Regions from separate parts of the Homo sapiens genome. Here region 2 is linked to region 1. Evidence: chromatin contacts called from ENCODE Hi-C or POLR2A ChIA-PET data. All regions are on one chromosome and are shown on one strand. Each heading gives the region's core, a stretch centred on a gene start or an enhancer-like site at or near the end of the contact. The rest is flanking DNA. Distances are from core to core; before and after follow the strand shown. Region 1 overlaps THRB (thyroid hormone receptor beta). Region 2 has its middle 97 kb from the start of THRB.

Region 1 (3,008 bases), core at 120-2,619:
TTGGCAACCCTCACAAAAGCTGATATGCCCTGACGTTTATTTCCTCTGAACATTTACTTACGAGTGTCAAAGTCTGAAAGAAACCTCATTACAAAAAGTGACATTTTATCTCCATTTGTGCATTTATGAACGTATTCTACATTTTTCTGAAGTGTTATTTATTCTTTACTTTAAAAATGTACTACCCAATTTATCTATGAGGTCTTTCAGTCTCAATTCATGACAACCTTTGTACTTACTGTTCCTAAAAACTCAAAGACGAGTTTCTGAGCTTTGTAATAAAGAACTTCATTCTGCTGTACAAATTAAACCAGGTGTAGGTAAACCAGTGTAGGTAAATGAAAAACTGGGGTTAAAAAGAAAAAGATGCCAATCTATAGTAGGCTCAGCTTTTTTTTGAGAGAGAGATTAAGGTGCATACAGTCAACTGGTGTGAAGGTCACCAAACAAAATGTTGCAATCTTAAAGTGCCACTGACATGCAGTCAGTGTGCTGCAGCAGCTCAGGATTAATCCATGCAGCTCTTTCTCCTTCCTTGCTATTGTTTCAGAATCCTTCATAAATGTGCATTATGAAGTCTGTTATATTTGCAGGAAAACATTCTAAAAATTAGACAAATTTTTCTTCAAATTGAAATAAAAATATGTAAATAATATAACTTTTAAAAATTTGGTTTCCCACACCCAGGTTTTGTTATAGGAAAAGTGACCCACAGGCTCAAAACTCCATAAATATTTCCTTGTGATACATATGAGCTATGACAAGTCTAACCTTAATTATTTATTATCCACTTACTAATGACGTCTAAATTACCAAATATTTCAGTTGAAGATTTTCTGATTTTCCTGGGAAACAGCTGAAAGCTACAAGCCACTACATGTACTTTTTTTTTTTTTTTTTTTTTTGAGACAGAGTCTCGCTGTGTCACCCAGGCTGGAGTGCAGTGGCGCGATCTCAGCTCACTGCAACCTCTGTCTCCCAGATTCAAGCGATTCTCCTGCCTCAGCCTCCCGAGTAGCTGGGACTACAGGTGCCTGCCACCATGCCTAGCTAATTTTTTTTGTATTTTTAGTAGAGATGGGGTTTCACTATGTTAGCCAAGCTGGTCTTACATTCCTGACCTCGTGATCCACCCGCCTCAGCCTCCCAAAGTTCTGGGATTACAGGCGTGAGCCACCACGCCCGGCCTACATGTACCTTTAGCTTTCAAAAGTCAGAGTCAAAATCAGAAGGAAGCATTCCTGGTTCAGGGACCTCTATTCTCTTTCACCTGCTCCTGACCTGCTGCTTTCCTTTTGGTGAGGACAGCTCCTTATAAAGCAAATAGCTCCCCACTCTGAATGGAAAGGCTCATCTCCTCAGTCCATGTTGCAAGCACAAATCTCCCTGATAGTCATTTAGGGAGTGAATCAGACTTGCAGCCAATAAGCACAAAGCTGACCTTTAAACCTCAGCCTTTAATAGAGCATTGGGTTATTTTACTTTGTGTTTGCTCAACATTTCCAGGGGTCAAAGGGCCTGGTTTACTGACGTGGGGTGAACTAGGGAACCTTGCTTCAACTTCTATGTTGCAACAGATAAAAAAGCACTGGGGGCTGGGCTGGTAGGGGCCTAAGCCCCAACCTCAAGTATGCCCAGTATCACAGGTGTTAGAATACATTCTGAAGTCTTTAGCATTTAGAGATGACTAGATTGCCCGAGGCTGAGGACTAGCCCTTAGCTAACAACTATGGGAGAAATGAGAAAGAGTCTTGGGGGCTGGGGAGTAAGCTTTCACATTTTCCCAGTACTGCACCAAATGACAGATCTTGAGGTGAAAGGAGAAATCAGTTAATACTGATTCTGTCTTTATTTAAACATTAATATTTATTTTACCATGGGTATTTGTGCATTACTTTTGATTTTTAAAAGTAGTGCATTAAAATAATATTTGTTGTGATTGCCTGGATTTTTGGCACCCCCTTCCGTTTGGTGCCCAAGGTGCGTGCCTAACTTCCCTCACCCTAGTCCTAGCCCTGGTCTGTCACCTCATGGTTCCCATCCAACATTTTCACATAAAAATGGGGGTAGATTTAAGCAGGCTGGTGGAGATGCTTACAGCAGGGTTGAGAAGGGGAGAAGTGTCCAAGTCATCCAAGAAAATCATTACTGAGCATGTAGTATGTGCCAGATGTACATTCCTTTGGTCCTCACCTATGAGGAAGGCCTACTAATCTTCTGCTGAGAAAGATGAGGCTCCGAGAAACATGCTTCCTTCCACTTTCCTCCAACCCAGGAACCGGCGCTATAAACCACCTGGTGCTCAAGCAGAAACGTGGGGGCTGTCCATGACCCCTCCTTGCTAACCCACCTGTAACTATTTATGATCACTCAAATAGTAAATGGAGGGGTAAAGTTCAAAAGATGGTCTGCTTGATGACAATGTCCACACTCTTTTTGCTATATCTGCAACCTCTCCCAAGAAAACTGGTCTTGTTAAATTGTTCTGGCATCCTGTTGGCTGGTCCAGGACAAGGTTAAATTATTTTTAAGTGCTGTTTTGCAAATTTCTCCAGTATATTTCAGTTCGAATTTGAATACCAGCTCTATCTCTGGCCCAGGATGCTACTTGAAGCCCGACATCTCTCCACTCAGATATCTCACATCCATCCAAACAAACAACTCCAAAATAAGATTCTTGACCTTCCTCTCAAACCCTTATTCTCCCCAGTTTCCTCCATCTCAGGCACTGGCACCACCAAGTGTCTTGTACACAAGCCGGATACCTGTCAGTTGTCTTTGAAACTTCCCTCCTCTTCTCCATCCAAACCATCACCAACTCTTGTCTATTTCAGTAGTCAAAACAATTAATAGCAGCAACAGTTATTAAAGCATTCACTATGTGCCAGGTACTCTTGTGATGCATATACAGCATTATTAACTCATTCGATTTTCATAACAACTTCACATCATGGCTCCTATGATTATTTTCATTTAACGGTGGCATAGGAAAATTAATTTGCCCAAGG
Region 2 (3,141 bases), core at 426-2,925, 140 kb after region 1:
TTCATTATAGGCATATAGAGTATAGCTCAGCTTCAGGAGGAGGGGGGCTTTACTTTAGAATCCCATAGTGAATATGTTTATGGATGTCAGTAAACCATTGTGAGAAAACATACATGACTCTGTTGAGTAAACAAATACATTCTTTCTGAGCAGAGAATGAGTGTGGGATCACTTCATCTATGTAAGAACAGAACAATAGTAATATCTTCTTAAGACTCTCAGTTTGCAGAGCAATGTGCAAAATACACATCTTTGATAAAGGATGTCACATTTGCTACTGATGAGAGATGGCAGCATGTGACATTTGCCCATGAAATGTTTGTATTGGTCTTTGGATATTGCAGCGTGTCCCTATATCCATTTTAAATAGAAATGTGACTGACTAAAGGATTGTGGACTCTTGCCCTCTGAATGGCTTTATAAGCTCTACTGTTTTTCTAGCCTGATAAGTTACACATTCCCTATCATATAGCTCTCTAACTGTTTATATCTCACCAATAATTTTCTAAGTCACAAGATCTGGAAATGCTTCTTTATCATTTCAATACCAGCAACATGAATGAATAATATTCTGCACAGATTTTCTGTTTATGAGTCATTGACCCAAGGAACATAAAGCAATATTTCAGTTTCTATATATTTGAATCTTTGTTTCTCTCCTCATAATTAGTGTCCATTGTGTTTCAAAAACCTATTTTAATTTATTTATTAATAGCAAACGTATTAAATGAAACCATAGAAACCTCTGGAGGAGAAGCAGTTCTGTTTCTTTTTAAAAACAAGTAATTAGCTTAACTTATTTTCCAGTCAAATAGAAAGCTTTAACAGTTAAAAATTATAATTTAGTAACTAACTTTTTTCTGCATTTAATCTCTTTGAACTGCGACCTCTTCATATAGTCAGCCAACTCTTTGAAAATAATTATTCTAATTAATTAAAGTACTTTTAAAAAAGTTTACAAATTATATACATGTCTTAAGTTTTATGCTTTATTCAGTAGATGGATTTCTGAAATGTTATGTTAAAATCTCATTTTTAAAAAGTAGTTTTCATTTCTCCATCACTGGTATAATTGAACTGGTTTGTTAGTTTTGTTTTGGCTTAAGTTTTTTAAATGTTGACTTTTAGATTTTCTGCTTCAATGTCATTGTAAACCTAACACCCAAACTTCAGCTGAATTTGATAATCTATAAACCATTGCCACTCAACATATGGTCTATGGACCAGCAGCATCTGGGAGCTTGTTAGAAATGCAGAATCTCAAGCCCCAACCCAGATCTGCTGAATCAGAAGCTACATTTTAACAAGACTTTCTAGGTGACTCTTGACATTAAATTTGAGAAGCTCTAGTCAGCCTAATACTTCCTCTTTATAATGGCATTTCCAAATTAAAGGAACTCAGTATAAATTAAGGTATCTTAAAAATGTACCATAATAACCTGAAGATAGTGAATCTTCAAGGTAGAGGAACCTGGATGGTTTACTCTTCCACTGAGCATCCTCCTGGCAGCTCAGCCAGGGCTGCAGATTGTTAAGTGCTATGGCTTTTACATGGTGAACTCCTGGCACTGTACTGGAGACATGGTTAGAATGTGTGTGGTGAGGAAGCTCACAGTCAATAAGGAGAGACTCATAGGTAAATATGTAAATATAATACACTTCACAGTAGAGATACAGAAGTAGGACAGAGGGAGTGAATAATCCTGTGGGTGGAAGGTGGGGCAGAGGACAGAATAGGAAGGTTCCCAGAGAAGATGACTCAGTTTTAAGCATTTCACCCCATGGGCAAGTTGGAGGATGTTCCAAGCAGACAGGCCTACAGACAGTGAGGCAGATAAGCATCTCTGAGGAAATTCTCATGGTTTGATTTTGCTGAACAAGAGGTATATGTAGGTGAGGGGAGCAGCGGGTAGGAGTGGACCCACGGAAGTGGTGGGAAATAAGCCTGAATAATAGACACAAATGGCCTATTGTGCGAGTGTGGCTTTTGTCAAAGGGGGCCTGGAGAATCCTAAACAGAAGGGTATGGCCAGAGTTGTGTTTTGAAAGGTCATTTTGGATGTCGTGTAGAAAATGGACTGGATTAGAGTCAGGAAGCTGAGTATGTAGGTGGCTGCAGGGGCCCAGGTGACAGATAATGACTATCTGGCATGAAGTCATGGCAGGAGGATGGACAGCTCAGAATAGAATCCAAAAATAAAGAGGAGGAATTCCTTTTGTGATCAGATGTTGATCCAAGTTGACCCTTCTGCCATCAGCCACTCCTTCAAACCTTTGAGGACAATCGTTATTTGCTGAGTCTTTGTTTATTCAGAGCAAATGTCTCCAGGTCTTTGAATTGCTGCTCATGTGACATGATGTTATATCCTCCTTCAAGTATTTCAGTGTATTTATATTCCTTATACATTGCAGTTCCAAGAGTTGAAGAGAAGGTAAGATTGGGTGGGGAAAGGGAACAAAAAAATGACCGGGTTATACACAAGCCAAGTGCACCACAACCACTGGCTCATTTAGTTTCTAGAACCCTGCAAAATGTATTATTACCTCATTTACAAATGAAAACAGTAAGGCTTTGGAGGTTAAGAGTCTCACTTTTGGATTACCAGCTACTAGTAATAAAATCTGAATTTGTACCCTGAGATGTGTGTTTCGTATGTTAAACTATCTGCCCGGCAAGGATGCTTACAGCATCTTAAACTACCACTTCGCTATGGTTTGCTGTGACAATAACAAGGACTTCTTTGGCTACCAACCTTGCCCATCTGATACATTCCCAAGAACTAGATTGTAAGTGGAGAAGACCCCTAAGCAGCCAAGTAGATGGAACAAAGTCCAAATTCTCTATTTATAAGAAGGGACATCACCTTCAGAGCTTGTTTACTTTGTTTGTACACAGTTCTCCCAAGCTTGGCCATATGTTTCTGCAACCCACAGATGATTAGAAACAGCAAATTCAGACTGAGTAGGAAGCAAGTGAGATCTAATAGCTGATAAGATGACATCAAGGGAAGAAACATAAAAATGTAAAGAGCCATATATATAAAAAGTCAGGAAGTCTTGGTAATAGTTTTGGTCACTAATATAGAGAAAGACAAATCCATCATCTCGAATAGTCCTTGAGGGCACTTTGATTATAGCAAA

The links. A loop is a pair of places that touch in the nucleus more often than their neighbours do. ChIA-PET counts read pairs that join two places held with the same protein, here RNA polymerase II (POLR2A).
Region 2: a loop to region 1 is called in a map of Caco-2, with 5 times the contacts of the local background. The contact joins two enhancer-like sites. A Hi-C loop is called at or near these places in 1 of 168 maps with a recorded cell type or tissue (Caco-2). POLR2A ChIA-PET finds 5 or more read pairs at or near these places in 1 of 52 experiments (WTC11).

The regions. Positions count from the first base shown.
Region 1 is chr3:24,450,347-24,453,354 of GRCh38, forward strand. The region is part of intron 1 of THRB (thyroid hormone receptor beta); the gene reads right to left. Among named protein-coding and RNA genes, the nearest start is that of THRB-AS1, 42 kb to the right of the region's middle. RefSeq lists an enhancer at 1,373-1,517 and a cis regulatory region at 1,438-1,451. Within about 2 kb of position 1,370, at least 5 of the 41 ENCODE cell types and tissues checked have a DNase peak (open chromatin) inside an H3K27ac peak, as active enhancers do.
Region 2 is chr3:24,590,121-24,593,261 of GRCh38, forward strand. No RefSeq gene overlaps it. Among named protein-coding and RNA genes, the nearest start is that of THRB, 97 kb to the left of the region's middle. Within about 2 kb of position 1,676, at least 3 of the 41 ENCODE cell types and tissues checked have a DNase peak (open chromatin) inside an H3K27ac peak, as active enhancers do.